Regions from separate parts of the Homo sapiens genome. Here region 1 is linked to region 2. The links are chromatin contacts, found by Hi-C or POLR2A ChIA-PET in ENCODE. All regions are on one chromosome and are shown on one strand. Each heading gives the region's core, a stretch centred on a gene start or an enhancer-like site at or near the end of the contact. The rest is flanking DNA. Distances are from core to core; before and after follow the strand shown. Region 1 holds the start of LOC124904555 (a long non-coding RNA gene). Region 2 has its middle 4.3 kb from the start of LINC01348.

Region 1 (5,701 bases), core at 3,061-5,560, 400 kb after region 2:
CTGAGCCGCCTGACTTTATTGAATGCAGCCTTTGACAACTTATTTAGTATCTTCTATACTTACTGATTTATCAGGGAATCTACTTATTGAGTTAATTTATGTTTTCCTAGAAAATTCAACTTTATGCTGTCTACAAGAGGCATACTAACTCATAAAAATTAAAAGACTGACCCAGAAAACACAGCAAAAAGAAAAATATCACGAAATGATTGTCAGTCCAATTAAAATTCAAGACTGGAAGAATTCATGGGTCAGAGAAGGTAATATTTTGTTGACAAAGGATATGATCTTCCATCATACATATTAAGCCCTGAATAATGTAGCCAGGTCATATATAAAGGAAAACTTGTTCAAAGTGTAAGGGATTGACAGGGAAAAAAAAGCGATGGGAAACTTTAAAACATTTAACTCATTTCTTGACAGATCAAGTGGCAAAATATAAACGTGGATAAGGAGACTGAATACCTTTCTTATGTCTTCAGCAGGCAGGCTAGGCTGGCCCACTTTAGCCTAAATCCCGGGATCCAGCAAGCATTCATCTCACATAGCTCGGGTTTTACTGAGTTGGTTCCTCTGCCTGCTTCTCTGACTTGTTTACCCGTGGAGTACACGAGAACTACAACCCCCAGCATGCACTGCGGTCAGTGGCTTCCTCCGGGGCTTCCCATCCAGAATCCTTTATTCCCACCAGTCACCACTCTACCCTCTCCCCGAAGCAATTTCCAGCCATCTATCTGGGAACTGTAATCTTTCCACGTCAGGGAAAAAGACGATATAGAAGGTTGGATGGGTAGTATTCAGACTCCCTCGGAAAACAAAGCACACTCATACAGGACCAGAAACCCCGTTTACTGACTGGGACCGCCTGTGGGTCTCAGAGTCAGAGAGCCAAGAGGGAGTAGGAGGCAAAACCAATGTCTTCCTACCTTTTCAGGAGGTCACCTGGCTCAGTGAGTTTCAGCAGATGAGAGAGAGTATGCTCTTCTCCCTTTCTCTCTTTTTAAAAATCCAACTCCACCTCCTTTATTTTGAATGGAAATCCCTCCTGATTGTGCTGTGTGCCCAGAGGAAGACAGCGACTGAACCCTACAAGATAAGTTTTCCCTCTAGTGAAGCTAATGAGGGCTTGCAAAGAGCAGTAGAAAGACATGAAGGTTTTAAATGCCTTCCTTCTTGGTTCCATCAAACAGGCTTATCCATGCCCTTCCAGTGCAATCAGCCACTGCTGCAGCTGCCACAGCTGCTGCTACTGGTCAGATCTAGCAGCCTGCTAAAGCGGATTATGCTGAGAAACACACACGCACACGCACACATTCACACATACATGCATGCACGCAGGCACACACACACATGCACACACACAACAACTATATTTCCTTCCACGATAGGGAGTTGAAGGTTGAGTTAGAAGGGAGAGAACAAAAAGGGAGAGAACATGTAAGGACAATAATATATGTGGGGTAGACTCATCTTTACAGCCTTGAAGTTGTCCAAACTGCAGACAAAAGGGGGAACACTTTCAATCCAATTGGAAACCTTTCTCTGGTGCTCTTGTTTATAGCAAGTAGGTGTGTTATATAAGGGCCTGGCTCAACACCAGCCTCCTTTAGGAGTCGGCTTTCTGGGATCCTTTAATTAAAAGTACCGAGACACAATATGAAGATGAAAGACTCAGCAGATATGTGGACTGCACCCAGCACTGCTGGTGGTCTCCCAAAACTAGTGAAGGCACAGGGTGGGGTCCTGTCCCTGCTTGCATGGGAGTCTGGCTCAAACACCTGCTTGGGAATTGGGGGATAGTGTCAGGTAAGTTGGAAATCCTGGAGACTGAGCCCCACCTGCCCTCGAAATGGGTCTGTATGTGGTTGCCTGTGAACATGCCTGGATACCTAGGCACCCCACACCTCCGGAAACTCCCTGGGCTCAGTCCATGCTGTGCACCTGCCAATGTGAACGTGCCCTTTGCTGTGCCCACTGTTGACAGCCTCTGGACAGATGGGCTTTTCCAGGTTCTTCCACTGCTTCCAGAGCTTCCTGTTTATGTGTTTTTGTTTCTAAGTCCAAGAGTCTCAGAATTCCATACTCTGAGATCTTGCAACTTGGATCATATTTGTGACCCTGAAACTCAAGGCCCTACCTGAGAGATCTTTTCAAGAGAACTATTTATCTATTCACTTATCACATGCCTATACCCCAAGCACAAATATGACCCTACCTCCTTTTCACAGGCTGCCTGGTAGTACAGAACCCATCACACCTGTATTCATGGACCACCCCACTCCCCACTCTTACGGGTGTTGCTCTTATAAACCATATATCCCCATGGCTGGGAGTCTGTGGATACTAATGAGTCACACTAATAGCAACGATCCAGATTTCACAGGCTCTGATCTCTGCAGCGCTCCCAGTACAGGAGGGCACCCCTCTCCAAGACTTTCTGTGGACCCTGAGGGGTGTCTCACAGGTACTCACAAACAGTCCTTCCTTTGTTCTGCTCAGCTGCCCAGTCCCCACCCAGCTGATGGCTACAGTTGGCCCCTACTCCTCAGTGAGAACATCTAGGTCCTCCCTGATTTGGGGTAATAGACCTCTCTTCCACCCTGTGCAACTCCTCCAAAGCAGAACTGCTCCTGGCCCCTTCTCCCGGAGCCCCTCATAAATCAGCACCTACAGTCTTGCCTGCAGATCCTCTGGCCTGGGGACCATGCTGGGCTACAGACCAGTTTCAAACAGACACCACACTGGCCTCCCCATGTTAGTGTCCCCCTCAGCTACCTGCATCTTCATCCACCTTCAGACAAAACCCCATGCAAAATGATGCTGCCCGAAGCCACACATGAGTTTGCCCATTAAGTTTAGATCCTAGCTCATGTCCAGATTAGGACGGAGGTGACATTCTTACCTTCTGGCTAGTTACAAAATTCTTCGAAAGGGAAAATGCAAAAACAATCAGATCCTAAGTGAAATTGTGGAGTGGAAAGACCCGTGTAGCATCTTCTTGCCTTGTATTTTGGGGAAGCTCCTTCCTTAGGGCAAGCATTCAGGGACTATCACTGTGCTCTCTCTTTAGTTCTGAAGTATATGCATGTCAATGAATCCACAACATTGGTTTGATATTCCACATAAAAATGATCAGCAAGGAGGAGTCCATTCTCTTCTTCCAGTGATCCATAGAGTGAGATCAGAAATTTATCAGCCAGATGACATAGGATACAAGATTCTTTTGGATAATATGTGTAATGAAAATGCAAACAAATTTATGAAAGAGTTCTGTGAGCTACTTCATAGTCTGATTGACTCATACACTTGACAAGGTGAGGGGGCCCTCTCCAGACAAGGTGGGCCACAAAGAGCTTGGCCTCTGGACTCAAGTCTTGGTCCGCCATCTGCCTTACTATCTGGGTAATCTTGGCCAATTCGCTTCGCTTCTCTGAATCTCTGTTTTCTCACCTCAAAACTGAAAATTCTTGCTGAATTATTGTAAGAATTCGAGAAGATTTAATAGGCGCTCAGTAAATGTCAGCTTTTGGAGCCACTATTTAGTCTGGAAATAGTCTTTGGAGGGGACTCATATGAACCATATGCATAGCACCACCTCCATGTCTGTCTTTGAAACATACCCCACTGTCTCTTTCTCTCACACACACGTGCGCACACACACAGTTAAGGCTATGGGTCCCGACTGCCAGGGTTTGAGTCCTGGTCCTACATCCTTCTCCCTGTGTGACCCTGGCCACCTTACTGAACTTGTGGGTGTCCTTTTCCCTCATCTATTAAATGGGGACTTTTATGGGTGGTATGAAGATCAAATAAGTGAATACATTTAAACCACTAGAACAGTGTCTAGTATATAAAAGAGTGTGCATGGGTCAAGTATTATTATTACTATCCATTCTTCATGATTCTTCTGGGAATTAAAAACCAACAAACCTCTAACTATCAGTGAGAATCCTGAATTCTCATCTTTCCCGCTGACCTTCATTCTGTAACCTCGAATGCATCTCTTTCTTCCATTCACACATCTGCTTTCTCTTCCAGAACAGCTGGTACAAGTGGATCTGCTCGGCACCTATAACCTAATTACCTCTCAGGCTCACACAAGTCTCTGGCCGCTAAGCGAATGATCTCCCAAAGGGATTATTCTCAAGCAGCACAGAAACTGTCCCTATGCCTCAGGTGGCCCCAGAACTCTTTCGTACTAGAGACTTATCTGTTAATAAAGTTAACAAAGGAAAGTGGCCTTCCAAGAATGTTTGTTTGGGCCACTACCTGGAAGAAATAACACTTGACCATGAGAGACTTGGCTGAGCAGTGCTGGGTCAGCTTAACCAAAGAAGACCAGCCATCACCCACGGCAAGAGCAGCTCTGACTTGGACCCACTGTTCCCCCAGCCTGTTAGCAGCCTGTGAACAATCTTTAAGTGACCCCTGGCCCTGTCACATCTCCATTCAACAGGGTTCTTGGGGAGGATGTGTGGACCGAGAACAGTGCCCACCCACACCACCTGTAAGTGTGGCCACGGCAGCCAGCCAGCATGGATGCTAAGTAACAAGTGGTATTGGGGCACAGATGTGGCGGGAGCGCTTTGGGGCAAAGAAAGAGGTGCTGTGAGTGAGGACAGAAAGGAAGGGGAAAAAAAAGCCTCATGGGTTAGAGCGCCTCTCACCTTTGGCTCTTCTTCAGAAGACTGGTAAAAGAAAACAAGAAGAGAAATTGGTTTCCCTGACTTCTCTAAAGCAAGCGTTCTTCAGAAAAGAGAATCGATCAGCCTGGTTAAAGTGGATAAACTATGTGATGTCCATCCAGAGAGGTGTCTATTAATGGCTGTAAAATGGAAAGATGAATCAATGGGACCGATTAATATTTATGAAGAGTTGAACTAGGCAGAGTGAAAAAGCCTTGTATATTGGATAAGAAAGGAAAAGCATTGCACACCATAGGATGCGTTTGTTTGGCTAAGGTTTCTGTTTTGATCACTGGGTAATTGTATAGAGCAGGGGCGTATGGTAGAGAAAGAAAATCTATATCTAGAAGTTATTGACTTTATGTACAAAAGCACTGGTTGGTGCCTATTTTTGAGGACCACTCCATCTTAAAAATAACTTTGGTTTTGTACGGCCTAGTTGTGGTGGAAAAGGAGCTCCAAAGAGTAAGCAAGTTTCCTACAAAAAGAATCCAAGCTGTTGAAACTACAATTAAGAAATGCAAAGAGTTACTAATTTTACTACTTAGAGGAAAGGAAATTCACAAGCAGGAAAGAAACTGTGGATCAGGGCAAGTTGTAACTCTAGAGGTTCAGAGATAGGAGCTCTAATTACACCAGGGCAAGGGAGTACTGTTTGGGGAAATTTCTGAAACATGAAATAGGAAAGCTGAGGGTCAAAATGATATTGTGATGTGAATAAATAGAGAAGACATGTTTGCATGGAGCTCAGCTGGGTAATCATGGAAAGAAGGAGGGGCGAAGGAGGAAACTGAAAATCGAAATAAAGAACAGAAGCACAGACCATGAAATATGCCAAATATAGTGTGCAAATACTCAGAAGGCATGGAAAGATAAGTTAGAAGCCAAAACTCAGTTATCACTATCGTGTGAAGGAACAATAAAACTCTTAGCAAAAACAAATGACTTAGCATGAGACCAATACTGCTTTCCTTAGGTAGCTTGGTCCAGAGGGAAAAGGCTGATATCACTCCCTA
Region 2 (5,006 bases), core at 181-2,680:
GTTCAAGTGATTCTTCTGCCTCAGCCTCCCAAGTAGCTGGGATTACAGGTGCTCGCCACTGTGCATATATATATATATATATGTATATATTTTTAGTAGAGATGGAGTTTTGCCATGTTGGCCAGGCTGGTCTCGAACTCCTGATCTCAAGTAATCCACCTGCCTCGGCCTCCCAAAGTGCTGGGATTACAGGTGTGAGCCACCATGCCTGGCTTTTTTTTTTTAATCTCTTCAATAAATACATATTTCAAAGCTACTGTGCTCACGGCACTGTGCCCAGTCTGCGTACTTTGGTGAGCAAGACAAGCCCCGTCTTCATGGAGTTTTCATTCTAGTGGGGAGTGACAGACATAGGCCAACTCACCCTGCAAATAACTTTCACTTCCAGTGATGACTCCAGCAATGAAGGAATGGTGCAGATTGCTAAGGTGTCCAGCAGGGAAGCCGACTTAGTCTGTGGGAGTGGGTAGAGGGCCCCTGGGATTGCCACCTCACCTCTCGGGGCCTTACCTGTGAAATAGGCTCACCACCATTTGCTTCATAGGGCGACCACGAGTAACGGGTAAAATAATGCACTTTGACTCATGCTGGCTACCCTCATGATTCCTTCCTAATAAAATCTCCAGTGACTAGTCTCTCATATCTACTGTTTCTCTTCTCTTTTGAATAATGTGATTTCACAATTCAACCTTGCCCGGACAAACAGGAAAACCCATTCCAAATTCCAACCTGGCTTTAGAAACATTTTCTTGGAGGGTGGTGGGAAGTGGGATGGGGGTTTGGGAAGGGATGCTCTCCCAGCTCCTTCCTTGCTGTCTCGTTGCCAACTCCAGTTCCCCGGCTTGTGAAGAGTGCGCGTGGGGGGACACGCTCTGATCCTCATACTCCGGGTGCCGCCCACCTGAGACCGCTCTGTCCTCTGGCCACAGCTTCCCAATACTCTGTCTACAGGGAAATATTTTAAAGACTCAGGAAGTGAACTCATTTAAAAAAATGTCCTCCCCCTACTTTTCCAAAACAGTGCAGCCTTCCTGGAAGAAAGCAAACAAAACAAGTGTGACTGTTTAGAAAACGATTGGAAAACCCATTCTGAACAGTATGAGTTTGCATGGCTCTCCTGGGCGGATGTGTCACCCTCGGCTGGGCTTACTCTGGCGTCTGTGTGGAGAGGAGGCAGGGCTGCCCACGCAGTCTTCTCAGAAGAGGCAGCTGATGGCTGAGTGGGGCCTGGGGACCAGTTCCCCTCAAACAACCGCGGGCACCTCACCCTTGCAGACCTCAAACACACAGACAGACACGGATGTGAGTCCACATATGTGTGTGAGGCTGCGTCCAGCTGAAATTAGTACAATGACCTAATCGCCGCCAAGGCGCGGACAACTGCTCTGCGTGTGGTGACTATTTTGGGTTTCTAGGTGTTCGCATGTGATTTGTGGCATTCGCAGTGTTGTTATTAATAACACCGTTGGCTGTGTGGAGGCTGAGGATGAAGCCTTTTCAATTCAGCCATCTGGTCAGAATGCTTCTCCTTTGATGAGGGAAAAAACCTTTGCTGTGTTTCAACTGGAACGCTGCCTCCCAATTAAGGTGACAGCAGATCGCCGAGTCGCCCTGTCTTTGCAGGAAGAGCCAGCCAGGCTCTAAATGCCACTCTGTCCGGGAGGGAGAACGCCTTTCCTATTGATTGTGGTTTGGTATGCAGTTCAGGCACTGGCTCGAAGGGACGCTGGGCCAGGAAAGCCAGCGTGCAGTGTTTACTGGGTTGGCTGCCTTGGCGCTCAGGTTTTCCATTGTCAGGCAGTGACAGTGCTGCTCAGACGCTCTCAGGAGACGTTCCCCTGCTTTCATAACAACGAAGGGCTTTTTTGTTTTCTGACTCATCTTCAGAAGATCTCCCCCACTTCGTTTGAAAGTAAATATAATTAGTAACAGGCAGACATACTGTATATAGCCAGCCCTGCCTATGCAAGAGAGTTATAATTAAACATGCATGCTGTCTGCTGTTCACTGTCTGCTAAAGGCCTTGCTGAAGTCACCTGCAGGGAGAGGGGTTTATCTTGAAGCAGCAGCCTGGGGTGAATGCTGCAGAGAGAGAGAGAGGCCTGTCCCACCTTTGAGTCGAATGTCCAGTCTGAAGCTTAGATTGAGCTGTTGACTAAAGGGGAGGTGTGTCCATCGGCCCTTGGCCTGCCTTCGCCTGGGTTCTTCTCCATTCTCCACCTTGGGCAGCCCTGGGTGACCCTGTGTGGTCAAGGTTGGGGCTGGCCCCTCTTGGAGACAGAGTGATGGTGGCCAAGTATGGTTGTCATAGTAACGAGGTGGCTGCTGCCACTGCTGTCGGCTCAGGAGGCACCTGCCTGCTTGCAGGTTACGATCTGCCCTCCCGAGGCTGGGGAGCCAAGACTACTTGCCTTTGTTCCCAGCTCCCTGCCTGCGATGCTGGCAGCAAAATCTCAGCCCCGCCCGGCAGGGCAGGAGCTCAGGTATGTTATCCCCAGGTGACCCTCGGCCCTTCTTCTTGGCTAAGGGTAGGCTGGGTGTTTGGAGGCCACTGTCCAGGCCCATAGAGAGCTCAGATTCTGCTGAAACCAGTGGCTCAGGCAGCCCCAGGAACACACACACAGCTTGTGGGAAGATTCTGGGACCACGGCACGGCCAATGGCAGGAACACACACACACCTTGTGGGTAGATTCTGGGACCACGGCACGGCCAACGGGCTTTGTGACACAGGCTTGGAGACACAGGAGAAGCTGCTGTGCCTCCTGCTCCTCCGGGGGGTGCGGCGGTGACCGGATGACTAGTTGGCACAGTCCTTCCTTGGCCTGGATCAAATGCAACAGGCGTCATCTGAGCCCCGGGCACCTTTCCCCAAGTTGCTCAAAGTGTTTTCCGAGCAAATAGTTGTTTCATAACACCCGTGAGAAGTAGGTGGGGTGACAAAGCATTCTTTGTCCCTGTCTTGCAGATGGGGGAATTGAAAAGCTTGCCGGTCCTGGTGGTGAGGCCAAGAAAGGGAGAAGGTGCTCTCCTGCCCAGGGCTCTGGGTGTGGAGCACCGGGGCCAACTCGTGCCCCGTCACCAACTCCTGTGGAAATTGGTGCAGCTCCAGCAGAGAAGGAGGCCAAAAGTGGAAGAGGCCCAGGGCTTCTCCCTTAGCACTGGAGGCCTCAGATGCAATGGCAGGAGCTCGGCCGTGGGCCCCACTGTCTGAGGTGTTGAAACTGGCCATTGGCAACTCGAGAGGTGTTGGTGCTCTCCTGCTCAGCTTGCTTGAAGTTACTGGACTCTTGGAGGGGGTCAACAGATGCTTTTTAAGCACCCTGTTCTGGCCCAGGAATTGTTCCATTCCAGTGGTAAATGAGGGGGATGTGGCCCCGCCTTTATGGTGTTCATAGGAGACATAGGAGACAGTCAATACATAAAATTAAGAAGAAATCATTTCAGAGAGTGACATGCTATAAGGACACTAAAAATGCATAATGGGACAGAGATTGGCTAGAGGGGAGGGTAGGAGAGGAGGAACAACTTTTTTATTTTATTTTATTTTATTTTATTTTATTTTATTTTATTTTATTTTATTTTATTTTATTTTATTTTTGAGATGGAGTCTCACTCTGTTGCCCAGGCTGGAGTGCAGTGGCATGATTTCGGCTCACTGCAACCTCTACCTCCCAGGTTCAGCAATTCTCCTGCCTCAGCCTCTTGAGTAGCTGGGATTATAGGCGCCCACCACCATGCCTGGCTAATGTATTTTTAGTAGAGACGGGGTTTCACCATGTTGCTCAGGCAGGTCTTGGACTCCTCACCTCAGGTGATCCACCCCCCTTGGTCTCCCAAAGTGTTAGGATTACAGGTGTGAACCACTGCTCCTGGCTATTTTATTTTTTGAGACAGGGTCTCACTCTGTCTCCTAGGCTGGAGTGCAGTGGTGTGATCATAGCTCACTGCAGCCTCAGACTCCTGGGCTCAAGTGATCCTCCTGGCTCAACTTCCTGAATAGCTGGGACTACAGGTGTGCACCACCATGCCTGGCTAATTTTTAAAAATATTTTTGTAGAGATGGGGTTTTGCTGTGTTGCCCAAGCTGGGAACTCCTGGGCTCAAAGGATCCTCCCACCTGAGCCTCCCAAAGTGCTGGGATTACAGATATGAACCACTGTGCCTGGCTGAGCAAAAATTTTAGATAGGGAATCAGAGAAGGTGTCTGCACGAGCAGCTCCGCAAAGGGCAGAAGGACCCAGACCAGAGGACCAGCATTCCAGCGGGAGGAAACAACTGCGGAAAAGCCCTGAGAGGGGAATGAGGGTGGCCTGTCCAAAGCTTGGGGGAGGACGCTGCTCTTGGATGGTAGCAAGAGAGGATGTGAGGGTGGTGAGCAGGGGTGTGGTCCTGTAGGGAGGACCTTGTGGGTTGTGGGGCCGTGTGTGATTCTGGATGCTAGGGGAGGTGATACATAATTCAGGATTTCTTGGGAAGATGGTGCCCACTGTTTTTGTTTTTGTTTTTTTAAGACAGAGTCTCACTCTGTCACCCAGGCTGGAGTGCAGTAGCACGATCTCAGCTCACGGCAACCTCCGCCTCTTGGGTTCAAGCGATTCTCCTGCCTCAGCCTCCCGAGTAGCTGGGATTACAGGCATCTGAGTCCACTGTTGAACCCACCTACTGTATCTCATTGCAGGCTCAAATAATAGCCATTAATGCAATGTAGGTTCCAATCCCAAGTCTCCAAGCAATGATTTTGGGGCAGAGGTTGTACTATACATACACCTATAGATATTTCTTGGCATCTTATTACAATGCTTTGCAATGTGGCATGGGGTTTGTTTCTCAGATTTTACACAGGAAGTTTAGTTACTGATATATAGGTTGAGCATTCCAAACCAAAAACCCGAAATCCTCCAGAAATTGAAACTTTTTGAGCATCAGCCTGATGTTCAGAGGAAATGTTCATTGGAGCATTACGGATTTTGGATTTTTGGATTTGGGATGCTCAACTGATAAGCAT

Evidence for each region. Hi-C counts contacts between places; a loop is a spot of excess contacts on that map. ChIA-PET counts read pairs that join two places held with the same protein, here RNA polymerase II (POLR2A). Pooled maps may share reads with other maps.
Region 1: a map of prostate gland shows a loop between it and region 2 (4-fold over the local background). The contact joins two enhancer-like sites. A Hi-C loop is called at or near these places in 1 of 168 maps with a recorded cell type or tissue (prostate gland) and 8 of 50 pooled maps. POLR2A ChIA-PET finds 5 or more read pairs at or near these places in 2 of 52 experiments (MCF 10A and PC-9).

Annotation. Positions count from the first base shown.
Region 1 is chr1:234,671,328-234,677,028 of GRCh38, reverse strand. It overlaps LOC124904555 (a long non-coding RNA gene), which reads left to right and starts at 69. Exons shown (of 2, transcript XR_007066952.1): 1 at 69-260; 2 at 4,039-5,627. LOC105373209 (a long non-coding RNA gene) reads right to left here and starts at 587. Exons shown (of 3, transcript NR_188651.1): 1 at 466-587. Within about 2 kb of position 4,310, at least 3 of the 41 ENCODE cell types and tissues checked have a DNase peak (open chromatin) inside an H3K27ac peak, as active enhancers do.
Region 2 is chr1:235,071,580-235,076,585 of GRCh38, reverse strand. No RefSeq gene overlaps it. Among named protein-coding and RNA genes, the nearest start is that of LINC01348, 4.3 kb to the right of the region's middle. RefSeq lists an enhancer at 1,066-1,315. Within about 2 kb of position 1,430, at least 34 of the 41 ENCODE cell types and tissues checked have a DNase peak (open chromatin) inside an H3K27ac peak, as active enhancers do.